Regions from separate parts of the Homo sapiens genome. Here region 2 is linked to region 1. The links are chromatin contacts, found by Hi-C or POLR2A ChIA-PET in ENCODE. All regions are on one chromosome and are shown on one strand. The core of a region is the stretch at or near the end of the contact, and the rest is flanking DNA. Distances in the headings are between cores, read along the strand shown.

The links. A loop is a pair of places that touch in the nucleus more often than their neighbours do. ChIA-PET counts read pairs that join two places held with the same protein, here RNA polymerase II (POLR2A). Pooled maps may share reads with other maps.
Region 2: a loop to region 1 is called in a pooled map, with 2.3 times the contacts of the local background. The contact joins the enhancer-like site here to the promoter of NCAM1-AS1 in region 1. A Hi-C loop is called at or near these places in 1 of 168 maps with a recorded cell type or tissue (PC-9) and 6 of 50 pooled maps. POLR2A ChIA-PET finds 5 or more read pairs at or near these places in 1 of 52 experiments (PC-9).

The regions. Positions count from the first base shown.
Region 1 is chr11:113,269,467-113,276,000 of GRCh38, reverse strand. It overlaps NCAM1-AS1 (NCAM1 antisense RNA 1), which reads left to right and starts at 2,100. Exons shown (of 3, transcript NR_034101.1): 1 at 2,100-2,377; 2 at 5,480-5,797; 3 at 6,353-6,469. It overlaps NCAM1 (neural cell adhesion molecule 1), which reads right to left. Exons shown (of 20, transcript NM_181351.5): 18 at 5,606-5,813; 19 at 4,125-4,241; 20 at 1-734. The coding sequence ends at 614.
Region 2 is chr11:113,191,859-113,198,250 of GRCh38, reverse strand. All of the region lies in intron 1 of NCAM1 (neural cell adhesion molecule 1), which reads right to left. Among named protein-coding and RNA genes, the nearest start is that of NCAM1-AS1, 79 kb to the left of the region's middle. Within about 2 kb of position 4,192, at least 8 of the 41 ENCODE cell types and tissues checked have a DNase peak (open chromatin) inside an H3K27ac peak, as active enhancers do.

The DNA.
Region 1 (6,534 bases), core at 851-3,350:
GCATTCGTCCTATAAAATAAGAGTCTACGTGGGAATTGAATTCAGCTAGAAAGGGTGACACACTTTGCATACTGAACAAATACAAAGTGAACAGAAATTATAACTTATTTATGAGGTTTTACAGAGTTCAAACTTGACTGAAAGTATAAAAATAAACTGTGGACTTTGTTCATTCGATTAGTCTTAGTGCCTGAAAGTATTTCTCTGAAACTGGTCTGTGCCAATCGGGTAACACCAAGTGTGGTCTTCCTGAACCTAGATTTCGTTTCTGAGCTTCCTAGATTCTTAATTTGGGGTCCTTTTGTTTGATTTTTTAACGGTTTCAGGGAACGGAGTGTCCTAGTTTGGCTGTGGGTTTAACCTTTTTGTCTCATTTTCTTACAAGTGAGTGTGCAACAAAGGGACCCTTTCTATAAACCTACAAAAAGGAGATTCCCATGTTTTATCTGTTTAGTTTTTTTTAAAGGCAAAAGACACTAGAGAAATGAGATGTGTGTGTGTGCATGTGTGTTTGTGTGTGTGCGTGCGTGTGTGTGTCTGTGGTGTTGGAAATGCTCTGGTGAAGCTGCTGTGTCACTTTTTATTTTGATCTTTGCTCGGTTCTCTTCACCCATCATGCTTTGCTCTCGTTCTCCTTTGTCTGTGTGGCGTCATTGGGGACCGTCTTGACTTCGGCTGGCGCTGGCTTCGTTTCTGTCTCCTGGCACTCTGGCTTTGCTTCTACGGGGCCCTTCCTGCAGAGAATCAGGAAAACAGAACCACTGAGACCACGGTCTGCAGACATCTCGCCCCTGCATCCAGGCCTTGGGGACAGCAGGGAGGAGGAGGGGTTCTCCAGTGACAGCACCCGGCTCCAACCTCTGCCCGTCAAATCACCTGGGAGCACTAAAAATCACCCAAGCCCGAGCTGTGTTCGCGGAAATCCTGATTTAATTGGTCCGGACACAGTGACTTTTAAAAGCACCCAAGTGACTCTAATGTGCAGCCATAGTTGAGAAGCACTGAGTCAGAAGAACGAGTCCTTTCCTCTTCCAGCCCTAAGTTGATGCCAGAGGCTGTGTTTTTACCTGGGGTGGTGGAAGGGGGCAGCAGAGGCAGCTCCTCCTCACCCTGACCAGCTGCAGTGGCAACAGCTCAGCTGGATGTAAATGCAGCCTGCTGGGCTGGGCTGGGCTCCCAGCACTGATTTCAGGGGCCCCTTTGCAACCCACTCTTGCCTGTCCCTTCCCCACCCCACCCTGTGCTGTTGCAGGATGATGCCTCTAGGGCCTGCCTGGGTAGGGTGAGAAAACACTGATGGAGGCAGCTTTTCATGGCAGCCTGGTGGGGTACTAGAGTGGGCCTGGTGGCTATGCGAGAGTTGAGGGCAGCTGAGTGGGCAGGGCTATCAGAGTCCTTTTCCCTCCCGATGCTGAGATTCAGGGCTCCTGGCGAGAGCCCCTTGCAGCCCATGGTGGCAGCATGGCAGCTTATCTGGGGAGCAGCCATAGGAGCCTCTATAAAAATCTAGGTCTGACTCTGCCTCCATCAGTTCCAGGAAAGGGAGTCGGGTCTGAGGATGCATGGGGACAGGCACAGACCCCAGCCTCAGCTGGTGCCACTGAATTTTGGCAAGACACTTACAAACCTGAAAGGTTAAGGCCTTTCTCTTGAACTTTGAGACCCAGCAGCCATTTGATGCTGGGGAGCCCCGAGTCTTCCCAGCCACTCTAAGAGCAGGAGAAGCAAGAGTGGGCTGGGGGCCGGGGTTGGGAGGGGAGGGTGAGCATCTGAGCCACAGTGTGAGGGGACCTCTGAACTGCACCCTCCCCTGCCACGGGCCTGGGGCCTACCTCTTTTCTTCCTGCACATCAGTGCCTTTCTGGTAGGGACTCAGCCTGGCACTGAATAACACACCGACTGGGGGCCCCAGGGTGGCTGATAAGGGCACCTTGGCCTTCTTAGCCTGCTTCCCAAGCTATTCTCATCAGTGGCCTGACTGCAAGGGCTCCCCCAGGGAAAACAGAAGCCGCTGCTAGGATGATAAGGATAAAACATAATTAACATGGCCTAATTAGCCAGCAGGCGGCTGCTCCTGGGGCCCAGCTGCCTGTCCTGCTCTCTCTGCCTTATCCCAGCCCCTTGGTTGACGGTCGCCTCAGAGAAGCCCTGGATGAGGCTGAAGACACATCTAACAAGGAGGACACAGCACAGCACAAATGCACACCACCACAGGACACAACCCGATGACAGCAGACAAAGAGAGGCCGTACTCGGTCTTTGCTGGCGCAGGCGAAACAGAGCTGTCTGCAGTGGAAGGAGCAAGCTCAGGGGCTTGTCCACTGGCCCCAGCGGCGGGAGCAGGAGAGCCCAGGGCTGCAAAAACATCCTTTGCAAGGTCAATATCTGGGGTCTTGAAGTTCCCTTCGTCCATTTTAAAGTCCTCGCCCTGGGAAGGGTTTGTGGTGCTGACGGAGGCAGCCTCGCTCTTCGGGCTAGCAAGGGCTGTGGCTGCCTCGGCCGGGCTCTTCGCGGCTCCGGGCTGGGTGGGCTCCGGGTCCGGGCCTTTGGTGCTGGGAGCCTCCTGCTTGGCCTGAGGGGCTTCTGTGGCAGGGGCAGCCGCTGCTGCTAGAGGACTGGCTGCCCCAGTCGGGGTGGGGACTGGTGCAGGGGTGGGCTTGCTGGCCGGAGGAGCCTTAGAGGCCTCCCCGACACCAGCAGGGGCGCTTGGGCTGAGGACAGCCCCTTGGTTAGCCAGGACACTAGAAGACAAATTGCTAGCGGCAGGGGTTGAGGTCGGGGTGTCGCTCAGGTCAACGAGGGGGGCGACCTTGGGGGCTGAAGCTGGGGCCGGGGAGGGGGCAGAGGCGCTGGGCCCCTTGGAAGGGGTGGCCTGGCCAGCCGGTACAGAGTTTGAGTCAGGCGTGGCCGTGGCCGGCGGGGCAATACTGGAGGTCAGGGTGGTGGTCTCACTGGTGGGGCTGTTCTGAGCAGTGGCAAAGGTTTCGGTGATAGTGTCAGAGTTAGTGGTGACGGTGGTGACAGAAGGCAGCATGTCCTCGACAGTGGCCGTAGTGTCGGCAGGCAGCCTGTGGGAGGACAGGAAGTAGAAGAGAATAGACAATGAAGCTGAGACGTGACAGAGAAGCGAGGAGGAGGGCTGAAGCCCAGGACAGGGACCATGGGGGTGGGGGCATGCAGTTAGGCACAGGCACGGACACAGGCCCACAGAGAGAGAAGGATGCTGAGAGGAAGCACACGCCCAGGTGGGCAGAAGAGGACACAGGAGACGACAGAGAACGTGGCGGTCTCAAAAGGGACCTGCTAGCCCTTCCCTGCTGATGTCTCTCCAGCTCTCTGCATAGAGCTCCCTTTCCCTGAAGTCCTTGCAGACCTGCCTAGGGCTTCCTGATCCCTGCCCTGGATCTCCATTCAAGGAGGGGCAGGCTTCTGTTCAGCATCCACCTGCTCTAGGCTTCCCAGGTCCCAGAGGAACTGGGCCCAGCTGTCCTGCAGGGCTCCCCAGGGCACCGATGGGAAAAGTCACGAATAAGGCAGATCACGAGTACTCAGAATGGCTCATAGGAGCTGTGGGTTCTTCCAGTCACAGATTTTGTGGTTCCCTGAAACTCCATTCCCTTTAAGCCCATAAGATCCTTGACAGCTAGGCAGGCATTACAACCACAACTGGTCTGGGGCTCCGTGGGTCCCCGAGGTTTCTGAACAGAGGAGGGGCAGAGAACTTTACCAGGTCCCCAGCTTCCCTTATCCTTTCAGGGGGAAAACACAAAACCCTAGAATTTCAAGAAATCCTAAGCAGACTCTGCTAAGCCTTTCAGTGAGATTTTGCCACCTTAAGCCATTTCCAGAATATGTGTATAACTTGAGAACAGGGGCTAGGGATCCAGGGATCCCTACTTATACAGGAGCCTTCTAAGGGTACCCACAGCCACCGAAATAGAACCAGAAATGCCTGAGGTCAGGCATTTCTCAGCCAAGCAGGTCTTGTGGCCAAGGGTTTGGAATCCTGGCCTGAACTGTTTGGCCGGGAGCTGTGGGTAGGGGCACGGGAGGTGGGGGTAGGGTGGGGAGGTGGGTGTGGGGGTCTCTACGGAGCAGGTGCCAGCCCCTCCCAGCCCACGTACTCGGGCTCCGTCAGTGGCGTGGTCTCGTTGGGCTCTGTGTGTTTCCCTCCATCATGGTTTGGGGTCCTCTCCTCCTCCGTTCGAACCTCCACGATGGGCTCCTTGGACTCATCTTTCCTGTGGAGACAGTACTGCTGGTTAGACCCTAGGGCAGCTGCAGGGAGGGGCTCCCACGGAAGAGCAGCTATGACTCAACCCAAGGCTGGCACGGTGGGCATCCAGAGCCAACAGATTCAAATGTATAAGTCTCAGCCCAACCCTTGCTAGCTGTGTGACCTTGAGCTTCAGATTTAATCACCCTGCCTCAGTCCCTTCATCTGTAAAATGAGGCAAAAACACTGTTACTTTGCCTAGTTATGAGAATTCAATGAAAGGATGCATGGGAAGTGCTAAACACAGTGCCTGACACAGATCATTGCTCAAATACATACATCTGTCTCTGTACACAGGTATACATACATTTCTTTTCCTTTCCTTTTCTTTTTTTTTTTTTTTTTTTTTTTTTTTGAGACAGAGTCTCTCTATGTCGCCCAGGCTGGAGTGCAGTGGCGTGATCTTGGTTCGTTGCAACCTCCGCCTCCTGGGTTCAAGCGATTCTCCAGCCTCAGCCTCCTGAATAGCTGGGATTACAGGAGCATGCCACCACGCCTGGCTAATTTTTGTATTTTTAGTAGAGGCGGGGCTTCGCCATGTTAGCCAGGCTGGTCTCCAACTCCTGACCTCAAATGATCCATCCATCTCGGCCTCCCAAAGTGCTGGGATTACAGGCGTGAGTCACCCCTATACATACATTTCTAAGTACATGCACATACATGTATATGCATATACAGTGCCTGGCATGTGGTGGTGCTAAACAACTTATTTCCTTGCTCAGTCCCTTTCTGGCTTGCTCCAGCTCTGCTCCACCCAGTGACAGTCTTCGAAGGCTCTTGCTAACTGGCTTAGGATCTGTTTCTCCAAGATGCTGTTGGAGGGACAGTATCTGGATCATCAGCTCCATAAGGACAAGAATTTCTATCTGTTTGTTCCCTGTTGTACCTATGTGCCTGGGAACAGTGCCTTGCCTGCAGCAGCTGCTTGATAAATATTTGTTGAGTGATGGATGAATGAATGAATAAACAATGTACGAAAGCAAGGTAAGTGTGTCCCTCTAATGCTGCCCTACCCCATGGCAGCTCCTCCCCAGGTTTAGTTCTGACAATTTCCCTCATTTTGACCTACACAGGGATTTTCACACTCTGGGGAGATTCTAATACAAGAGATCTGGGATTGGGCTCAAGAGTCTACATTTCAAACAGGTAACCCCCAAAGACCATGCTTTGAGAAACTTTTCTCTAATGTTTTTCCCCCATCAGGGTTCCAAATGGAGAACGTGCAATGAAAGGAAAGGCACCAGCTGATGGCGCAGGGTGGTGCAGCTGCTGGGTCCCTGGGCTGGAGCAGAGCCCAAACCTCAGCAAGGTGGACAGGTCTGCACTCACGAGAAGGCGGCCTTGCCCTCCTCCATGTCCTTGCCCTTGGCCCCGGGCCCGGCTTTTCCACACAGGTTGACCGCAATGCACATGAACAGGCCACACTTGTTCAGGAAGTAGCAGGTGATGTCCACAACCACCAGGAGCAGGACGAAGATGACGATGAGGATGCCCACGATGGCCCCGGTGCTCAGGCCTGAGGTGGGGCTGCCGTTGGCTTGAGTGGGAGAGAGATGGCTGGTGGTTAACAGACTGAGATGCGAGACCTCCAGACCCTGCCAGCAAAAGCCCCTGCGGGTGGGGAGGGCCCAGAGGACAGAGTCATGGCATTCATGCCCAGAGTGACACCTTCCTGGGGACCTTCTATGCCCCAGAATTGAGAAAACAGGGTCTTTCTATACCTTCCAGAGGGAGGGATGACAACATCATCTCACAGATTGGGGAACAGGGGTGAGCCTGGTCAGCTGGCCTCCCGTGAGTCCTGGGAGCAGACTGAGCCCCGCCTGTCTGAGAACACCGGATAATGAGGCAGTTGGAGGGCGCTGCTGTGTTTCCCCTGGACCAGGGCAAAAGGCTTTGCAGCACAGGCAGGCAGTGATCACTGATTTCAGGCGGGGCTGTGGCTCCTCAAGTGCTCAGGGATAGGGGCCCAAAATGGGGTGGTGGAGGGTTCCTGGGGCTTTCTTGGGGCTTGTTGGGTTGTCCATCACAATAGCATCCCCATTATACTTCTCCACTTCCTCTTTCCCTCTTTAGGAATGACCCCAAAGGAGCCCTGCATTAGAGCACACTGGGTTCATAGTTTACCCTCCTCACTGCACCCCAGGAAGACAAGTGAAGCCTGGGTGACTCCAGAGACATGGAGGCCTCCCCAGGCCATGGGCAAGGTGAAAGGTCTGGGAATACTCACCATCTAGGAGCTCAGGCCTGCTTGGACC
Region 2 (6,392 bases), core at 2,943-5,442, 80 kb after region 1:
AAGTGATGATAATGATAGGGTCAAGATTCAAGACTGGGTTGCAGTTCCAAGTCCAGCCATTTCTCCCACACTATTCTATCCCTTGTTCACAGACAGAAAAAAAGTTCTGTCTTTTGAGAACCAAACAATCTCCCTCTCCCCACCTCAGTTGAGTAAAATAGCCCCATGGGAGACTGATAGATTTTGAAATGTGTTTTCTGTTTAAATGTCTTTTTTTTTAAACTGATGATATGTTCTGAAAGGAATGCCAACTCTTTTAGCAAATGGCTTCAGGTGTAGATAGATGTTTTGTAACTCCCAACTCCCTAGCAGAAGTAGGCTATAAAGTCTTAGCTGCTGAAGAAAAGTGAATTAAAATTTCAGTTCCTAAAAGATGCTCAGGTGCTTATCAGAAGAGGTGGGCAAAGCAACAGAGAATAATTTGTTCTGATTTCAAAAAAGAGTTCACATGAATCAGCAACTTCTTGCAGTAGTTTTATTTTATCGGTTTTCTTTTCAGATTCCAATGGGCTTGAGGAGGGAGGAGCTGACAGCAGACAGGGAACCAAAGTCTCTCCCGTGGCTAATTGAAAATACTTCCTTGTCAAGATGTTATAAAGTCACTGGAGGCTGAGGAAGACATTACAGATGTTCAGGGCCCAAGGCCAATGTAGACACACCCAAGCAAGATGCTCTGATCACCAATTTAAAGGACGGGTGAAACAAACAGGATAAATATCATCAGTGACTATGATGAGATAAGGGAGTTTTCTATAATCTATTTAATAATGACCATGGACTTTTGAAAAAGGCATTAAATTACAGCTATATGTTTGTCTTGTTGGCTATCATTCTAGAAATGAGCCTTAAGTATTGCTAAACATAACCACTGTAATGGAGAATTGTTTTTGTATTTTTCAAAGTATAACTGAATGCTAAGGTCTCTTTCATTTGGCTATACCTGTGGGAAATCCAGATACTGAGACCAGGAGCATAAGAATGGAAGCAGTGCCACTTGCCTGGGATGGTGAGATAGTTTGGCTCTGTGTCCCCACCCAAATCTCATCACGAATTGTAATTCCCATAATCCCCACATGTCAAGCACGGGACCTGGTGGGAGGTGACTGGGTCATGGGGGCAGTTTCCCCCATGCTGTTCTCATGATAGTGAGTGAGTTCTCAGAGATCTGGTGGTTTTATAAGGGGCTCCTCCTGCTTTGCTCATTCACCCTTCTCTTTCCTGCTGCCACGTGAAGAAGGTCTGTGCTGCTTTCCCTTCCACCATGATTGTAAGTTTCCCAAGGCTTCCCCAGCCATGCAGAACTGTGAGTCAATTAAACCTCTTCCCTTTATAAATTACCCAGTCTCAGGCATTTCTTTACAGCATTATAATAACAGACTAATACAGATGGCTTGCTCTCATTATCAGCAAACTACTGGAGGGAAAATAAAGGGTCTCTTCACCACCAAACCTACAAAATCAGTGAAAGTGAATAGGAAACGAATGTGGTCACATTGCAGGGTGGTTAAGACCAAGGACACCAGCCCAGACTACCTGAGTTTGAATCTCAGCTCTGCCACCTATTAGCTTTGTAATCTTGGCCAAGTTATTTAACCTCTCAGTGTCTCATCTGTAAAACAGGGAAAAACAGAACCATCCTCATGGGGCTTTGAAAAGATGAAATGAACCAACATATGTAAAGCAGATAATAAGCATTTAATACCTGTTGTGCATTATTATTCTTAATTAACCTCTAGTAACAACGCTTCCCAAAGAAATTATTTCGGTTACTATTTCTGAGGGGAGCAATGTCTTCCCTTTATGGTTTAAGATAAAGCAACTTTCCCGAATAATCTAGTTTGTGGTCAGGTGGCCCAGTTCTACTCTCTACATTAAAATAAGGCATTTGAATTGCTGGTCAGAACATCTCAGATATAAAAGACTGAATTTAACCACAGCCAAAAACATCATAACATGGGGGGCTCCAGACAAGTAATTTCACCTTGGTCTCAGTTTTCTTGTCTGTAAAAACCGAACAAATGCGATTGGATTGTCACAAGAATTAAATAGGGAGGAGACAGTTGTGATTAAGAACTCAGGATCTGGAGTCAGGGAGATCTGAGTTCAAATTCCAGCTCTGACAGTTAGTAAACTAAGTGAGTTCTCAGATGAATCTCAGAGTCTGTATTCCTCATCTGTAAGTGAATATATTGATCCTACTCATCTCAAAGGGATATCGAAATTGTTTAGAAAGGTAATGTACATAAAGTACCAAACACAAGGTCATGCTGTGTGTTTTTAAATGACAGTACATATGACAGTACTTTGAACTTACACACACACACACACACACACACACACCCTGCAAACAAACAAAATTCCCAATGACACATGTAATGAGAATGAGATAACAGGGGCCTCTTATATACTATTGAATTCAGCCTGTCTAAAAATCTACTAAGGGGTGGCCAGGCGCGGTGGCTCACACCTGTAGTTCCAGCACTTTGGGAGGCAGAGGCAGGTGGATCACAAGGTCAGGAGATCGAGACCATCCTGGCTAACACAGTGAAACCCCGTCTCTACTAAAAAAAATACAAACAAATTAGCTGGGTGTGGTGGTGGGCGCCTGTGGTCCCAGCTACTCAGGAGGCTGAGGCAGGAGAATGGCGTGAACCCAGGAGGCAGAGCTTGCAGTGAGCCGAGATCGCGCCACTGCACTCCAGTCTGGGCGACAAAGCGAGACTCTGTCTCAAAAAAAAAAAAAAAAAAAAAAAAATCTACTAAGGGGTGTGTTTGTGTGTGTGTGTGTGTGTGTGGTGTGTATTTACATTTTTGTGTATGTGTGGATACATCCATTGAGAGCCCATAAAAATATGTGTGTGTATTAATAGAATAATGGAACTTGTCAGGTTGATATTGTTGCAAGAAATAGCTGGACATAAGTAAATGTATCTCGTTTTGGCAGAGAAGAACCAATACATTATTAGGGATGACAGAGCAGTCTTGTCTATACTTGACATGTGAGTCCTACAGTTCCAGCTTAAGCTACTGTTGATAGTAACTGGGTGGAAGAAGAAAATAAGGTAGACTGTTTAACTTTCAAATATTAATCCAAAAGCTAGATGCCATTTTAAAGAGACTATAAAATATGTGTTTGTACAGATTTTGGCTTCTGTTTCAGTATAATGGCTTCATAATGGCAGGCCATACATTAATTGCCACTGGAAGTATCCTCATGGCTTAAAGCTGGCTCACAACAGCAACTGAAATCACCTAGAAGTCATACTTAGTACTGCCAGTCCTTCCATCAGCGTAGTTGGGGTCCTCTTACATAAATCCCAAGAATTCTATCTCATTCCTATTTAAACCTAAACATCTAGAAGTGATCTGCTAGGTTTCCAAATCAACTAAGTTTATAACGAAGCCCTTGGGAAATGCTGTCTAAAGTCGCCACAGGCCCCTGGGCTCCTGGGTTTCCCCTGAGGCGTAAAGCAGCCTAGAGAATGAAGGAAACCCCTCTTGAAAGCTGCAGTCTTTTCTGGCTAGGAACATTAGTGCATAGCAGAGGCGTGAAAGCAGAATTTGAGACAAAAGGCGGAGGGAAAGATGACTCTTGGTAGGTTCATTTTTTTATGCCACAGGATAAAGAAAACGGAGCTTCCTGGTATAAAGACAAGCCATACAGACAACTTTCAGATAACATATAGACATCTCTAAACCAAATGCACTTGAAGGAGACCCTTGGGCTCTTTACACTCATAGAGCAAGCAGGTTTCCAAAATCTATCATTTTTCATAAAGCTACCTGGACTGGGTATTGAGTCATACACAAAAACCATGCAGCAAGCAGTCCTGGTAAGAATTCTCCTTAACCCCTGCCCCCAAATCCTATGACTCTTCCAAACAGAGTGAAGGGGGAAAGGATGGAGAAGGTGAATATGGCTTTAGAATTCTTCAGCATTCTGTCTAATATGACATCATAATTGATTGTCTAATATTACAGTCAGGAAGAAAAGATATTGAATATCCCTTCACAACCGAGCCCTGGATGATTATCCGATATTTTATTACCATAAATACTCTATCCTACGCAACTCTAGTAACCAAACAACAGAAACCAACTAGCCAGAAGCAGGAGGCTCTATTTCTTAGCATAATAAATTATATGAGCTGCTGGGAATCCGGCATAATTGGGGACTGGCTCTGTTCCATGGGGGCTGGCTTCAAATCAGAACACAGAGCCAAGCCAGATAACAGCTTCAGTTCTCTTGGCCTCCTGAGTTCCCTGGGTCAAATTAGCATTTCATTAGGTCCGATTTAGTTTTATAGAAAGAAGTGAGTGGTTTCAAACCATGGTTGCTGCCCCTACAAACCACCTAGCTGCTAGAAAACGTGACTAATTTCATGTCACAGCATCCTGTGCTTCTGGTTATAGGGCAAGAAAGTCTACACATTGGTTGATCTCCTCAGAAGTAATAGAATTATGTGGTTCCCAGGCTCTCACTCCCACCACCAATTCCCAGTCCCCAAAAGGCACCCAGTTCTCTTTTCTCATTTCTTTTCCTTTCCCTTTCTCTTTCTCTCTTTCTCTGTTTCTCTCTTTCTTTTTTTCTTTTTCTTCCTTTCTTTTTTTGACACAGAATTTTGCTCTTCTTGCCCAGGCTGGATCTCGCTTCACTGCAACCTCTGCCTCCCAGGTTCAAGCGATTCTCCCACCTCATCCTCCCAAGTAGCTGAGATTACAGGCCCACATCACCAATTAGCATGCCCTGCTAATTTCTGTATTATTTGTAGAGATGGGGTTTCACCATGTTCACCAGGCTGGTCTCGAACTCCTGACCTCAGATGATCCAACCGCCTCGGCCTCTCGAAGTGCTGGGCTCTCCAGGCTGGCATAAGCCACTGTGCCTGGAGCCCGCTGGAGCATCTTAATGGGCAGTCAGAAGAAATGACTCAAAGGGAGCATAAGCAAGAGCAGGAGACAGACATGTCCTAGACCAAAGCCGTGGATCAAGCACATAGCCAGGAGAGACTCCCGCCTAACTTGATGATACACGCCTGCTTGTTTGTTTTCTAGTTTTAACAGAGTCTCATAGAAGACGAGAATGCTTTCCAGATGTTATTGCTTCCTACCAAAGCAGCAAAAAAAATCAGAAGTATCTCCATAGAGCTCCAAAAGGGCCAGATTCCAGGCCAGGAGTGAAATCCTTTTCAAGTGGACATCAGCCCAGTCTTATATAGAACACAACAGGTGAAGGCAGGAATGTCCTGCAGCCTCATGCACTGAGGAGCAGATAGCCAAGGGTGTGGGGGGTCTGCCAAGAAGGGGTGAAACTGGCCTAATGATAAGCACAACTTTTCCATCTTCTACTATGTTGGAGTCATGGCCAGGATTGCAGAGCCATTTACTAACAAAGGAGGTTAGAGCTGGAAAGGACCTGACGCTTATCTCCAACCCGTTCATTTTATAGGTAGGAAAACACCAGGAACAGAAATCTGGGATGCCTGCAGCAAAGTCTGAAAGCCACAGGGTTGGCCGTTGTCCTGACACTTGACCCAGGGCTTTCTATTGCTTCTGTGTCTCATTTTCTTTTTGTGTCCTCAGTAGTTATTTCTTCAACTGTTTCCTCTTTGCCTGCTCTGTCCCGGTCTCACCTGCATCCCAATAGAGCCATTCTCTCATTAAAGGGAGAGAATAGCTCTATTAAGCACAGCTAAATAAGCTGGACAAATGGTGTGTGCTCTGCTAGTCCTGTGGCAAGCTGATTAATCCATCCAGTGCCTCCCACCAACCCCAGGGGCACTTTTTAACAGAAGCTCAGGTTTCTTGCTCCCTTTTCAGGCCACCTTTCCTGTTCTTTCCCTTGTCTAAGCAGACCCTTATTGCGGGCCAGCACTTTGCATGAAACTGAATTACTAAAATGTAGAGCAAGGATGCAAATTGATGTTTGGAACTCAGCTAAGCTTCTCCAGATAAACAAAGCACAATCCATCAATCTGCCCTGATAAGATAGGCCTTCTTAGTAAATGGCTGTACACTATCTGATTGCTTCCAGGAGGCTCCAGACGATGTTTTCTTTGGTCTGCTCTCCTGAAACCTTGACAAAATGACTCGTCGATGTTCTTTTCTTCCAGCTATAAAAAGGTACTGATACAAGGCGAAGCATTTCCCTCTCTCTCAACTGCTTTTGCCAACATGGCAAGAAGTTGGAATTATATCTTTCAATATTTGTCCAGCTGTTGTTTGCAGATGTTTTATTCTTTACATTCAGAAAATAGAAATTCAGAGAATGCTAGCATGCAACTTCATCCTGAGAATTTTAGATCCTGCCCGTGCCTTTCAATAATGTCCTTATGTGTTCATTGCTTTAAGCACATCTGGGCTATTGAAGATACAAAGGCTTACAATGTCTC